2 separate regions of the Mus musculus genome follow, and region 2 is linked to region 1. A link is a loop called in an ENCODE intact Hi-C map of the cell type or tissue named here. Cell type or tissue: left cerebral cortex. All regions are shown on one strand.

Region 1 (8,000 bases):
AACAAAATGGGGTATGGAGAGACACATGAGAAATGATTTACTCATCCTCCTTGTTTACAGACTTACCAAAAGACAAAATCAAGATTTCCTTCAAAAGCAGTCAGTGGATGGCAGTTAAGTGAAATCCCATGAACTAAGACTGGTCAGGTGTTGATTGCCAACGTTGGGCATTGGATACAAGGGGAATCATGGTGCCATTATACCTGCTTAGATATATATTTGAATTTTTAGTGCTGAGAGCTATTGAAAAACTAAAGCAAAATTTCAAACACATTTATATTTGAATTTTTTAGTGCTGAGAGCTATTGAAAAACTAAAGCAAAATTTCAAACACATTCTAGCATGTTAAGTGACTTTCCCAAAAAGATAAATATCCTTGCTAAGCCTTGAATTCTTGAAGGGGCTTAAAATAAGGGGCAGTGCAGTTTAGGAGATGCGCGTAAGCAAAGGCTCCAGGTGCTGGGCAGCCCTTCACTGAGGTGGCAGGCAAAGGCATGTGGTGAAGTTTTGTAAGAAAGAAGTCACCCATGAGAGGGTATTTCTACATGACACACACAGGTCACTCTTCTGCTAGTATGTAGACCAGTTCTGACTGGAACCAGGTAGGCTTCTTATAGGAGATGTAACCCTACCTCCAGGTCCATAAGATGCTACTGGGATGGTCTTTGTGGAGACATACGTTTTTAAGTCTTTCTGTATCCAAGATCATGTCGCATACAAGCCTCTTCCTCACTCTCAATTTGCGTAATTTTCTCCAGAATGAAATTTGGCCTCCCTATCTTATAACTGATTTTTTTGTGTGTGTGAACTTGCTTTATGCTTTATTAACTCTATTAAGCCACTCCTATGAATGCTTCTAGTCGGAAATTTATTTGATGCAAGACATAGCTAATCTTGCCATTCCTACATATGAAAATGAACTTAGAGGATGTGGTATATTGCAACGCATGATAAATACAAGATGGATAGAGAATCTGTTCACTGGTGTCAGCTACAAAAGCAAACATGATAAATGTTAATGCAGTTCTGAGCCCTGGGATAAGCTATTCAGTGTACACGCGTAGCTGAGTCTCTTTGCTGTGTTGTTATTCATGGCAGCCAAATAAATGTCAATAATAAAAGAGAATTAAAGATTTTCATTTCCCAGAGGCAGTCCTCTAATACAGCTTGATCTTTCATTTCATTTGTAATTCGTTCTCATGTCAGGATGCAATCATTCGCCAGGCTCTGGGTGTCATGTTAAGTCATTTAATAATGATTAAGGACATAAAGATGCTTGGCCTGTGGGGCAATTCACAGAAGAGATGCCAATTTGTTATTGTTTTCCCTCCTTTCCTACTGAATATGGATCAGCCTTTTCCCACCTCCTAGCATTAAAATACTAATGGAAGATAGGGAGGGAAAGTGTCCCTTAATTTACCATAAGTGACATTCCAGAATGGTACAAGGCAGTGCTAACACACTTATTAAAGCACTAATTAGGACTCATTGTGCCTTAAACCTCACACTGTGGAGTATTTTCAAATGATCACACTGTTAAGGCATTTAGCAATAATGTTAACAAAAATCAATTCCCTTGCCATTTTTTTTCCTAGAAACCATCTCCTTTTGAGATATGATCTTTATAAACCACTTTTTCTCATAGAGGCTCGTAACTGAAAGGCCGGTGCTATCATATGCAAATAAATCATCGAGTGAGTTTTGAGTAAATGTAAACCTTCCTTTTTAAAGTATCTTCCCCGCTGTAACAATCCCACTCTGAGCACCATTAGGATGGGCATCCTCGGGGAAGTGTGTGAGGATGCCAGTGAAAGGGTCTGGAGGAAAGCTGTATATTTCGAGGAAGTTTCCCCTCAGGTGATAGAGCTATTCTATCTGTTCTCATCTCTCACCTTGAGAATCATCCAGTTAAGTAGTTTGACTCAAGGGCCACGTTTTATGATTCTGTGGAATGGTGGAAGCAGAATAAATAACCAAACACCGTCTTCAGTAAGTCGGAACTTGATAGATGCCGCTTTTTCTTTACTCCATCCAAAAATACCAAGCACTAGGGGCTGGACAAATGGCTCAGTGCTTAAGAGTATATGCTGCTCTTCCAGAAGGCCCTAGTCCAATTCCTAGCATCCATGTTGGACATGTAACTCCAGCTCCAAGGACCCCAATGCCCTCTTCTGGCCCTCTGTGAGTACCTACCTGCATGTGACACACATTCACACAGATACATAAATAAAAATGATTTTAAAGAAAACAAAGTGTCAAGGGGACTGGAGAGATGGCTCAGCCCTTAAAAACACTAGCTACATCTAACAATGTCCTAAGTTCTTTTATTATTGGTAAATGGAGGTACTAAAGTAACCTCTCATCTTCCCAAGTCCTTAAATCAACTTCATCTTAGCTCTCCTGCTCTCCAGACACACAAAGTGCTCTCTAGCACTGGATAATAAAAAAATAAAAAGAGTTTGTGTAAAACTCAGAAAGCACACGATACAAAATGATGCAGATTCTAGGGGTTAGAAAGATGGTTCAGCAGTTACAAGCACCTGCTGTCAGGCCATTAGGTCTGAGTTTGGATCCCAACACTCATCTAAGAAGGACACTCCCCATGTTCACCAGTAGCCCGGTTCCAAAGCAGTTGGAAACAGAAGGATGACTGGGGCTTGCTGCCTTCCACCCTAGTCAAGAAAACACAAGCCGCAGGCTTAGAGAGAGCCTCTGCTTTGAAGGAACAGATGGAGGAGGATAAAGGGAGATACTTAACTCCTTCTCCTGGCCTCCGCATTTGTGTGCACTCCACTCACACACATAGAAAAGTTCTATATAAAGTCTTCCCTGGAGTGGTTAAGAGAATAATGCCAGCTACAATTCCAGCTACTCCTGCTACCAAGTATTCATGTACATCACCTTGAAAAGTCTAGCTGGAAAGCTGGTTCAATGGTTAAGAGTCCATACTGCTCTTGTAGGAGACTCAAGTTCAATTCCCTGTGCCCAGGTCAGACAGCTAAGAGCTGTCTGTCACTTGAGCTCCAAGGGATCCAGCACCTCTGGCCTGCCCAGGCACGTGCACTCACGTGCTCATGCCCACACTGAGACATGCATGCATATACACACTTAGAATAAATACTATTAGAAAAGAAAATGTCATCTTTGCAGCAACCAGCTTTAAAGGTTGATCTTGTTGACATAGGTTGGTGATAGTACGAACAATTTAAATGACATCCATTTAGAATGTCTGTATGTGGTGTGGGGGATTTTGCCTACATGCATGTCTATGCACCGCATGGGTGCCTGGTGCCCAAGGAGTCCACAAGAGGGCATTAGATCCCTTATAACTGGAGTTACAGTCAGTTGTGAGCCACCAGAGATGCTGTGAATCAAACCCAGGTACTCTGGGAAAGTGGCCAGTGTTCTTAAATCTCTGACTATCTCTCCAGACCCACTGGTAAAAACTGGTGTCTGGGGTAAGGTAGGGGTATAGTAATGCCCGCCCACCATGGCATAAGTATAGAAACAGGGAGACAGCTTACAGGAGTTGGCTCTTTTCTCCCATCATTTAGGTCCCAGGGATTGAACTCAGGTCAGCAGGTTTGGTAATGCCTTTACCCTCTAAGCCACCTTGCCAGACCCTCTCCCTTCCTCTGGTGAGATTTTAATAAATAGTCCTTACCTTGTGAACAAGTGAGTTGTTCCTGCAGAGCTTTGTTATTAACCAAGAAGTCAAAATATTGTTGGACCTGGGCATGGTAGCTCATGCCTATGATGCTAGCACTCAGGATACTGAGGCAAGAATTCTCATTCAGACTAGCCTGGGCTACAGGGTGTCTTAAGGTCAGCCTGGGCTACAAAGTGAGACCCTGTCTTTTAAAAAGCAAAATAAAACAAAAGTAATTTAGAATATCATGTGGGATAATTTAGAATATCCTGACAAAATTATATTGTGCGTGATTTGTATAGTGTATTGTTCTCAGTCCTGAAAAAAATACAACTTCCCCCAGCTGCCATGTTTCTCTCAAACAGGATCCTGCTGCAATGCAAAAGAGCCCATACTGAGAAAGTAGTGTTGGTTTCTACAAGGATCTGTTAAGGCAGATTAATGCAATGCAGACTACACATATTAAAACTTACATATTAATGCAATATATACTAAAAACTTATACAGTCAAACTTACATATACTTTCCTTTAAAATGCCAAAAAAGTGTACTGAGCTCTAATATGCAGACTTGGTACAACGTTTTAATTATTAACTTACGTTCATGTAACTGCAACCACATAAAGAAACACAGCCCCATGACTGTAACAGGAGGATCGTGAGTTAGTTTGATGATAAGATCACTTAGCCGGACCCTCTCCAAAGGAGGGAGGGATGGGGAAGAGGAGAGAGACACAGTACCACAGCCCTTCAGAAACCCCTCTCATGCTCCCCACCAAGTCTGCCCCACTCCTAGAAACCGTTTTCTCACCTTCTCTTGGTAGCTGTTAGTCCTGGTTTGGAATGGATTCACTAGTGTGCAGAATTTTTGTATGGCACTGTTTCTATCCTTAACTTGCACACTTCCTATCTTTTTAACAACAAAGATGACCCCAGGAATGTGATGTATTTTTTCTGTTGCTTCCTGAATCTTTGCCAAGGAACTCAGTTTCCCTTCCTCGGAGCACGGTATTCAGAAACACGAATCTGGACTCCTTGAGCTCCTCATTGCTTCTAGGCCTTTGGAGCAGAGCGTGGCAAGATGCGTATTATGCATTATAATAAGCTGTGCATGCATGTGACGGTCGCTCCAGCCTGTGCCCTTTCCTTGTTTATAACTTTCCCTCCCGCCTTGGGTTCTAAATGCATTGTTGCTTGTCCCATCATAAAGTCGTTTTGGATTGTTTACCCACACCCTTGTGAGCGCCTGTTGTACTTACAGTAAGCGTCTGTCATCTGGAGTCACTTGAGCTGCTGCTTTCTTCCATCCACATGCGCAGGGTTACAATATTCATTTGTGATACAGGTATTTTCTTTGGCTGGTATGTATATTCTATCTTGGTTTCCGTTTATATCCTGGTTAATTTTTTTTCAATGAATGAAATTTATCCTTTGTAATGTCAAATCCTACAGATAGTAAAGATTTTGATCTTTCAGTCCCAAATTTCCAAAGGATTGTACCAGTCTCCACTCTAACCAGTATATGGCACTCTAATGATTCCAGTGCTCCGCTAGCATTTGTTACTGTGTATCTTTTTAATCATAGCCATTCTGGTGAGGGCATAATGGTATTTCAATATGCTTTGGCTGGAATTTTCCTGGTATATAGTAAGTGTGCATGTTTGCACCTAAGTAACTTGTAGGATATTTCTTTTGAAGTCTCTCTTCCATACTGGGGGGTCTTTTCAACTTAAAATTCTTTTTTTGTACCTTGCATTTGATATCATTTTTGTGTGACAAGATTTTATTATGTAGCCCAGGCTGGCCTCAAACTTGCAATCCTCTTGCTTCACCCACAACCAAGTACTAAGAGTATAGTCATTAATGCTTCCTTAAGTCTACTTGGATATGTTGGCCCTGTTCCCCCTTCTCAACTTAGGCATTTTTCTGTATTTCATTGAATAGTTTTCTGTGCCTTTATTCTGTATCTTATTTATCTCTGATCATAACTAATACTTGATTTCTTTTATTAATTTTTTTTTTGTGATAAAACAACCAAAACCAGCTTAGGGGAGGGAAGAGTATATGTCCACCTACAGGTCATAGTTTGTCACTGAAGGAAGGCAGGACAAGAACCAGAAGTAGTTGCTTGTTGGCTTGCCATAAGGTTCATACTTAGCTAACTTGCTAATACAGCCCAGGACCATCTGCCCAGGTGGGTTGGTCCTTATGACATCAATTAACAATTTAGAAAATTCCCCACAGACATGCCCATAAGCCAGTTCGTTTTGGGTAATGCCCCAATTGAGACTCCTTCTCAGATAGCCCTAGGCTGTGTCAGGTTGACACTTACAGCTGACTTGGGCACTCTTCTAGACCACAGTCATAGCTTTGATCTCTTTCTCTTAACGGTGCCCCAGAGTATTTTGTTGGGTTTTATTTCTTTTTGGATGGTTTCATGTCAACCACTCCATCTTTCCGTATCTTGGGAGCTTCTCAATGTCGTGGTGCCTTGCTCTCTCACACCAGTGTTAATAAATGAAGGAGGGGGCAAGGAAAGTGAAGCAGAATAAAGGGAAGAGAATGTGAGTGGGGGAAGATAGAACAAGTCCAGTTGTGAAATAGATTTTATGATATGTGAATAACACTAGGTAAATGGGAATAGAAATGAAAAGCATAAAAGTTTTAAAAGCAAAGACATCCAACAGTACTTTTTAAATGAAAAGAAGGAATAAAGAGAGTCTGTTTTGTAAAATAAGGCAAAGAAGGAGCATGAGGTAGTCACTGGAGAAGAACACTTGCCATCAACTCAACAACCTGAGTTGATCCAAAAAACCCTACTGATGGGCTTTGTGTTTTGTTTTGTTTTGTTTTGTTTTGTTTTTAAGAAGACAAAGCATTAAAGAGGCTTTTCTCTGAGTCTCCCAGTATTGGAATCAGTCTGGGGTGAGGCTGGTTTGCTGGATTGTATTGTAGCTCCTTTGTGTTGCAATGGTTTCTGCTACTGTCCTATGCTGGCTGAGGACTGGTCCAGCCACAGGTAGATATGATGTCAGTGTTAAACTCTGTTCACTTTACAGACTTACTTCTTTCTTTGTGTACCTGGAGACTGCTAGCCCACAAATGTTATATTCTGTAGATCAGGCAGGTTACTCTTCTTTCCAGAGTAAACCACCCCCACCCCATCCTGCCTGGAACATTCAGGGGCATCAGGGTTCCTGGGCAAGGGATAGATAGTTCTCAGTACATAAAGACGAGATAGCAAAAGGCCTGGAAGGGGAACAAAGGGTAATGGGCACTCTGCCTGCTGCTGACAGTTTTCAGGCCCTGTGTGTCAGTCAACTATGGGGGAAGAGGTATATGATTGCCACTCTGGTCACCCACTCTGCCAGGGTTGCAGATGGAGGCTGTTTCCCTCTTCGTTGGCTTTCTTTTCTCCCTGCTTTTAACTCTCCTGTCACCAGCTTGATCACCCATGGACTTCCTGTTTCTATCCTCAGAAGTAGTCTCTGTTACCCTGACTCTTCTTACTCAGTGTTACCTGGAGTAAATGTCCCGCCTCACCCTGGGCCTCCCACCCCTGATCTGCATAGCTGGAATCAACATCAGAGAAAGAGTGAGTCCCACTTCCCAGGGCAAATCCTCTCCATTGAATTCTGTATGACACACTTGCCCTCTGTGACTCATGTTTTCATGAAGGAATTATTTCACCATGTTATTTCCTCTGCATATGGTTTAAACCTGTAGTGCTTAGAAGGTTGCAGGAGGAACGGTGGCTGGAGACCCAGAGAACAAAGGCCCTGGAAGGTCTGTGGAACCTTCCCAGGGTTCCTTTATCTGCCTGAGCTGCTGTTGTATCTCGGTACCCAGGAACTTCTGAGACAAACCATGACCTTGACTTTCTGCGCTATGAGATTGGATTTGCCATTTTATATCTATCATAAATTAGAGATCATTGCAAGGTTGCTGTGAAGGATCAGCTTTGCTGTTTGTTATGATCACATCAACACTGTGTTTGCAGATAGCCCGTCTGGGGTCTGTTAAGCATTTAAACCTTAAGCCTTCATAACAAATCCGTAAATATTAACGATCTTCAGCCTTAACTCTAGGAACTTTTGGAACTTGGATCATGGAGAAGTCAGGGCAGGTTTGGAAATAGACTGGTGTTTCTTGGTTTCTATCATAACATTTGTATATTCAAATTAATCTTGTTAGATTTTTTTTAATACAAAGATCTGTTGGAAGAAAAGGAGAATATCATGTGTTTTCATTTCATTTCATTTTGAGATCATATTTACTTTTATTTTGTGTGCGTAAGTGTCTGCTTGAATGTGCTTATAATGTCTGTGCAATAGGTGCTTGTAATGCCTGCA
Region 2 (8,000 bases), 97 kb after region 1:
ATGCTACAGGATACATCTTACACTGGGCCATACAAAGGGTTTTCAATACATTTAAAAGGATTAAAATCATGTAATCTGCCTCTGATCACAATGAAATGAATGTTGTGTTCTATAGCAGAAGCAAATCAGAAATATGTGGAAATTATACAGCCAGAGGGTCAAAGATAACAGCAGGGAAATTGGAAAACATTTTCAGATGAATAAAGTGAAAAATCCAACAAGCCCCCCCCCCTTGGAACACAGAAAGAGCGGTGCCTGAGGGAGAATGTACCCTGTAAGAGCCTGCATAAAAAAGATTTTAGTAACCAGGAGTTAGCAAGAGAGCTGCTCGGGGGTGAAGCGCACTCCCTGCTCTGGCAGAGCCCTTGAACTTGCCTCAGGAAAGCAGAGGACTGAGGTTCAGTTTCCAGCACTCACACTCATACTCAATCACCTGTTTAACTCCAGGTCGAGGGCATCTGGTGCCCTCTTCTGGCCTCTGTGGGTGCCAAGCACATAAGTAGTACCCGTGCACACAGATGGGCAAAACACTAGGACACATGAAAATAAATACACCGATCTTTAGGGTCCGAAAGACAGCTCAGAAGTTAAGAGCGCATCCTGCTTCCACAGGACTCAGGGTTGGCTCCCAGAGCCAGCATGGCCCAGCTTTCTTCTGCCTCCAGCTGGAGCTCCACGGAGAGGGCACTGTTTTCTGGCCTCACTCACAAGTGCATGCACACTGAGCCCCACAAGCACAAATTCTTCTTTTTTTTTTTGTTTGTTTTTTGAGACAGGGTTTCTCTGTATGGCCTTGGCTGTCCTGGAACTCCCTCTGTAGACCAGGCTGGCCTCGAACTCAGAAATTCGCCTGCCTCTGCCTTCCAAGTGCTGGGATTAAAGGCATGCGCCATCACTGCCCGGTGTAAAAATAATTCTTAAAAACAAAAGACAGACCCCAGTAAAAACCAAACGATGGCAGCTTCTGGGTGTAAGCCTGGTCCTTGGAAGGTGGAGTAGGGTGTCAGGAGTTCAAGGTCAGTGTCTGCTAAGTGAGGAGTTCGAGGCAAGCCTGAGCGTCTCTCTCAACAGAACAAATCAAATCAAAACAAAAAAATACCTACAACAATCTGAGCAAACCTGTAACCAGAGAGTAACTCAGCCCTCAGGGCTTCCCAAGAGCAACTCAGCATTAGGAGCACTTGCTGCACTTCTGGGAGGCCCAGATTTGGCTCCCAGCAGCCTGTAACTCCAGCTCTGGGTGATCCAATGCCTTCTTCCACCTCTGAGGGCAATGTGTGTATGTGGTGCACATTGTTCACAGAAAAGAAGTGCACAAAGCAGTATCAAAAAGGACAGAGGACCTCCCAAAAACCTGGTGTGGTAGTTAATACCTGTAATCCCTCAGAACTCAGGAGCTGAGGCAGGAGAAGGGCTGTGAGTATCAGGCTAGACTAAAAAAACAAAAACAAGCCAGGAGGTGGTGGCACACGCCTTTAATCCCAGTAATTGGGAGGCAGAAGCAGGCGGAAACCCTGTCTCGAAAAAACCAAAACCAAAACCAAAAAACCAAACCCAACACAAACAAACAAACAAACAAAAGCCAAAAACCAAAAAACTGGGACTTAGCTTAGTGGGAGAGTATTTGCTTAGCTTGTGTGAGGCCCTAAATTCAATTCTCAAAGGTACTAGAAAACCAAACAAACCAAACCTGAAAGGGCTAGATCTACATCAATAGTAGTGTGCCTTGCAAAAAAATCAGTTTAAAATCATACCAAAAGACCATGTAAAGCAGAAAATAGGCAAATGGATACATTTATGAACAAGATTAACCAAAAAACTGGGCAAGGTAATTTCAGTACTGAAAGGCTTCGCAGGAGGATCATGTGTTCAAGACTAGCCTCAACGGCTTGGTGAGAGGGAGCAAGAGGGAGGAATGGAAGGAAAGAGAGGGCGAGGCAGAGAACATAAGAACTGCAAAAGATCCTAAAGAGAGGAGAACCTGAGCTAGCAATAGGGCTGTGGCAGTTTGAATAAAATGTCTCCCATAAGCCTGTGGGCAAAGGAGGTGTGGCTTTGTTGGAATAGGTATGGTCTTCTTGGAGGAAGTCAGTCAGTTCACTTCCGGCCGCCTGCGGATCCAGATGTGACTCTCAGCTCTTTCTCCAGCACCATGTCTGCCTGCATGCCGACGTGCTTCCCACTATGAGGATCATGGACTAAGCCTCTGAAACTGTAAGCTAGCCCCAATTAAATGTTTCCTTTTTAAGAGTTGGCATGGTCATGGTGTCTCTTCACCGCAAAAGAAACCCAAACTGAGACAGAAATTGATAGCAGGGACTGAGGTATTGCTAGGCCTGACCATGCTTTTGTTGGGAAGAATGTGGACTTTGGGACTGTCTTAAGCATACTCCATAACGCCCCGCTTTTTTTTAAAACCCAGGTAAACAAGAATAGAGTCCAGCCATGGGTACTTAATGAGTTACAGGGCAGTGTGAGACCATTTTCAAAAAACAAACAAACAAAATCAACAAAAATAAAAGGGGCTGGAGATACAATACAGCGCATAGCTCAGTGAGAGAACCCTTGCCTGCTTGCTTATGCTCAAGGCTCTAGGCTCAAGCACCAGTACTGAAAATTGAACAATCACCTATGCCAATGTGACCTGGTGTGACCAAATCATAAAACATGTGCTTAGCATGTTTAGCGACCTGGGTCTATCCCAACTCTAAATTAACAGAGCACAGTGGGGCAGTGCCGATACACTTTAATCTCGGCCCTTGGGAGTAAATGGTGGATTTTCGTTGACTTGCAAAGGCTGTATTTTTCTCTGACCATTTTCCCCACCATATTTTCCCCATAGAAATGCCCAGTGCACCGGGCAGTGATGGTACACACCTTTAATCCCAGCACTTGGGAGTTCGAGGCCAGCCTGGTCCACAGAGTGAGTTTAAGGATAGCTAGGGCTACACAGAGAAACCCTGTGTGGGGGCAAGTGGGGGAAAGAGCTGCCCAGTGCTCAGGTGAGGTGGCTGCAGGGCCTGTATCAGAGAAGCTGCTGTACTTTCTCAGTTCTGAAGAAGGAAACTTGTTATTCGAAAGTTTTCCCTAGGGAGCCTTAGCCCCAGGGGCAGCCCGGGCCACCTCCTAAGTCCCCTCCCTAAAGTGAGCCAGGCTTTCAGCGAAGCTTCTATAAGCTGTTTCTCCTGTGCTGTGAATACTTCCAACGAACTCTCAGTAGGCAAACCTTCCTTCCCTTCTCTGCCTCCTCTTTCTGTTATGATGATGATGATGATGATTGGTGACACATATGCCAGAGTGCACATGTGGAGGTCAGAGGACAGTTTTATGGAGTTGGCTCTCTTCTTCCACCTTTAAGTATGTTTGGGGAATTGAGCATGGGTCACCAGTCTTTTGAGGCAAGCACCTTTTCTGTTCTAAGTAATTAATGTTATGGGGGCTGAGACAAGAGCTTAGTCTGCAAGGTACTTGCTTTGTGAGCATAACGGCCTGGGTTTGGTGCCTAGAACTCAACCTGACTTAGTGACTTAAGCTTGTAACAAGAGCGTGCCCAGGACATAGGAGGACCCAGCAGAATCTATTGGGTGCACTCTAATGAGGGGCCCTGTCTCAAACAAAATCCAGGTGGATGGCACCTGAGGAAGGACACTGGAGGTTGACCTCTGGATTCCACAAGCGCACCCACACACATAAACATGTACACCCCCACACTCCACCATTAACACTGTAAGGCTATAGGGATGTAACGAAGCTAGTAAAATTCTTGCCCTAGCATGTAGGAAGCCATGGCTTCAATCTCTAAACCACACTGGAATGGTGGGACATACTTGTAATCTCAAGCACTTGAAAGAAGAGTTTAAGGCTATCCTCAGCTGCATATTGTATGAACCTAGGCTAAGCTTCTTGAGACCTTGTCTCAAAACACACACAGAAATACAGACACACATATTTTTGAATTAGAAATTATATATCCTTAAGCAATACCAGTTGTAAATAAAAGCAGTAAATAATGTTATGTATTGTGGGGGTCTGGTGGCGCACACATTTATTCCCAGCACTTGGGAGGCAGAGGCAGGCAGATTTCTGAGTTCGAGGCCAGCTTGGTCTACAGAGTGAGTTCCAGGACAGCCAGGGCTATACAGAGAAACCCTGTCTTGAAAAACCAAAAAGAATGTTACATATTAAAACTCACCCATGCCATGTGAAGTGGCGCACACCATTCATCCAGCACTTGGAGATCTCTCAGATCTGGTCTACACAGTGAGTCCCAGCCAGTCAGAATAATGTAATGAGACCCTTTCTTGAAACAAACAAAAATGAAAATGGTAAATTTTAAGAAACATGTATTTTTTTCCTAATTAACATCAACAAAACTGCTGGGCACATTAAAATCCCATATTTAAATCCCAGTACTCAGGAGGCAGAGGCAGATAGATCTCTGAATTGGAGGCTAGCCTGGTCTACAGGGTGAGTTCTAGGTCAGGGTACACAAACCCTGTCTGTTATACCCAAATCAACCCCATTCAAACCAACCCCAAAACCAGCAACAAATGTAAGTTATTAAAAGGAGACAGAACCAAAGCAAGTGAGGGCAACTGGAGTGTAGGGGCCCTGGGAGGGAGCAGAAGGAGGGGTGCTCCTGAGGTCACAGAAACAAAACTTAGCTAACACCCTAAACTTTAACTCAGGCAACACTGGGCAGATCCAAAGGAACCGGGCCACTAAAATTGTTACAAAAGTGGAGGCACTGATCTGCACCGGAGAGACAGTTAAATGAAACATCAGATCTAGGTTTGGCTCCTGGTCTAAGAAAGAAAAAGCTATAAAAGCCTTTATTGGGACACTTAGTGATATTTGAATATGAATTCCAGGTTTGATAACAGCAATTTAACAAAGCCACATTTTCTGAATTTGATAATTATGTGATCATTTAAAAGGGTGTCCTTGATGTTAGTGAAAGCTGGACCTATTTAAGGGGTAAAAGTCTTAAGTCTACTCTCAATCACAGAGCATTGCAGAGATAATAGTATACACAGTAGGGGGTTATAAAGAGAATGGGCAAACCTCTGTCCACGGAGTCTGGTTGAGCGCATAGGAGTTTGTTTAAGTGATTTTGCAGCTGCTCTTTGACCATCATATCACATGAGTTCTTCTGATGCAAGATTGAAAAGGTCTTTTGTTTTATGATGTTTTTGAGTCAGGGTCTCATGCAGTCAAAAACTCATGATATGGCTGAAGATGATCTTGATGGAGTGAGTGATGGTTAGAGTGGGTGCCTCAGGCTCTGGGGAGAGGGTCAGTCATGCAAGGAAAGCAACTACAGTCCTCCTTGCCATGTATCGTGTCCCCTTGCTCTTGGAAGTCCTGAGTGACATTGATGTTCTTAGCTTATAGAATGTGTCTCTTGCATTATGGCACCGATGGCTAAGAGCCAAAATGAAATCAGTCTGAGGTAACAAAGTTCACTTTGTACTTCTGCCCATGGACAATGAGCCACACACACACACACACACACACACACACGCGCGCGCACCCGGGACAGCATGTGCGGGAGGGTGGGGATAGGCACTGTACAGCTGGGTGGGGTTGGGTAAGGTCGGATAGCATAGGAGGTGGGGCAACAGTATTCAGGGCAGAGGGCATGGGAGCGGGCAACCTGGGGGTAGCATAGGTGCTGGGTGTCAGTTCTGGGAGAGAGCACAGGTGCCAAGAGGGCCCGCTCCAGTGTTGGTTCTTCTCCACCTTCTCATTACTTGGTTCTTCCAGGTATAGACAGGGTCTCTTCAAGGGTCCTTGGATTAGAGTTAATCACTTTCATAACCCAGTCTAGGCCACCCTTGGTCTTGGAAGACTACAGGCTTCTGGAGCTGCTCTGGCCCAGGGGATGCTGGGAGTCAGTGAGTGTGGAACTCTGCAGGGACCCTGGCTGGGGCTGGCATGGGGACTTATGGGCAGAGGCTGGGATGAACCTGTCTGTATTTATCTGTTCTAGACTGTGGAGGCTGCTGTCTGAGCTGGGGTAATGTTTTAGAAATCTCATTTTGTCACAATTGAAGAAGGCTGGTAGAGCTCCAGCTAGCTTTCTCCTTTTAGACTCCTTAGAAGGAGTCACCTGTCTACTTGCCACTTAAGCAGAGTCACAGCCCTGAAAGGTATCTGTCTCTTGGCTGCCCACGTGGGCTTCAGATGGTGAACTGGACAGCCATGGCCCTGGCCTTCCAGAAGCCCAGGAAAATATGAATTAGTGGATTTCAACAGTGCAGTGTCTCATAGCAACAGAAAAAGCAATTGCAGAGCACCTAGGCAGATTGTAGGGTTTTTTTTGTTTTTTGTTTTTTTGTTTTTTTTTTTTTTTGAGGCAAGACATTGTGTTGCCCAGGCTGGTTTCAAACTTGCTAGCTAACCTTAATCTGACCTTGAATTTATTTATTTATTTGGTTTTTTCGAGACAGGGTTTCTCTGTATAGCCCTGGCTGTCCTGGAGCTCACTTTGTAGACCATGCTAGCCTCGAACTCAGAAATCCGCCTGCCTCTGCCTCCCAAGTGCTGGGATTAAAGGCGTGTGCCGCCGCCGCCCGGCATATTTTTATTTTAAAATTAATTACGTGTGTGTGTGTGTGTGTGTGTGTGTGTGTGTGTGTGTGTGTGTAGGTGCACAGGTGTAGGTAGCTCCTGAGGAGGTCAGTGGTTTCAGATAGCCTGGAGCTGGAGTTCCAGGTGGTTCTGAGCCCCCTGCGATGGGTGCTGGGAACTGTACTGTTGGTCCTCTGCGGGAGCAAGCAATACTGATCTTTACTAAGCCATCTGTCTGGTTCCTTGACCTTGTCATCTTGACTTTCCTGCTTCCTAAATGCAGTTATAGACATGAGCCACTATACCTGACCTAACATTTTTTTTTTATTAAAAAAACTCTAATGGCTGCCAGGAACCCAGTATGGGGGTTCAAAGAAAAGGAAATACAAATGCCTTTTAAACGCATGAAAAGGAACACCCAAGTTCTAGTCAAAGAAATGCAAATTGAATTTTGATGGGATATCTCCTGTTGGGTGGTACAGAACCTTTGGCTGATAGCTGGTGCTGTTCTCAAAACTCCCTCTGAGGCAAGTCTAGACCCACCTGCTGACTTTTACTTTAAAATTCAAAACTGTAAGCTGAGTGGGTGCTACAGATTTCTGGTATCAGCCTTCAGCGGGTTGAGGCAGATGGGTCGAGAGTTCAAGTACATATGGGCTTTTATAGCTGGCCCCTACATTTTTAAAAACGTGTCATTTATTTTTATTTCATTGGTGTTTTGCTGCACGTGTGCATGTGAGGGTGTCAGAAGCCCTGGAAGTGAGTCACAGAAAGGTGTGAACTGCCGTGTGGGTGCTGGGGATTGTACTCGGGGCATCTCAACTGCGGAATCATCACTTTAGCCATCAAAATACATTATTTATTATATTTGTGTGTTTATATATATATATATATATATATATATATATATATATATATATATATATACTGTTGCTGTTTTCAGACACCCCAGAAGAGGGCATCAGATCTCATTACAGATGGTTGTGAGGCACTGTATGGTTGCTGGGATTTGAACTCAGGACCTCTGGCAAAGCAGTCAGTGCTCTTAACTGCTGGACCATCTCTCCAGCCCCAAAATACATTTTAAAAAGACATTCTGATAGTAGGGTGTTTGTAATTCAATGAATGATACTCATCGCTGAAGATAAATGTATTTCTAAAAAAAGCATTGACAATATTTTTAATGTTTATTAATCTAGAAAGGAAGAAGTCTCATGACCACCGTGGACTTAGTGCCTAGTCATTCCAAACACTCTGTATGTGTATTGGCTAGTACTACTTTTGTGAGTTGCTCATGTTGAATTGTGTGTTCAGCTGCATTTAAATATTTATTTTGAGAGGGGCAGGGCCTCACTATGTTATATGTTACCCAGGCTGGGCTTGAACTTGTGACTCAAGTGATCTTCCTCCTTGGCCTTCCAGCTGCT

What was found. Hi-C counts contacts between places; a loop is a spot of excess contacts. Peaks named below come from ENCODE experiments on the same cell type or tissue, not always from the same donor. Only the 100,000 strongest peaks of a DNase experiment are listed, where the experiment ranks them.
Region 2: it touches region 1 in a loop (2.0-fold over the local background); 2 of 42 quality-filtered maps call a loop at or near these places.

The regions. Positions count from the first base shown.
Region 1 is chr14:21,382,817-21,390,816 of GRCm38, forward strand. All of the region lies in intron 9 of Adk (adenosine kinase), which reads left to right. Among named protein-coding and RNA genes, the nearest start is that of Gm52152, 32 kb to the right of the region's middle. In left cerebral cortex, no CTCF peak of the experiment used is centred here; no DNase peak of the experiment used is centred here.
Region 2 is chr14:21,479,340-21,487,339 of GRCm38, forward strand. Gm30363 (a long non-coding RNA gene) reads right to left here and starts at 4,281. Exons shown (of 3, transcript XR_874393.3): 1 at 4,193-4,281. In left cerebral cortex, a CTCF peak has its summit at 7,534 (motif pointing right); no DNase peak of the experiment used is centred here.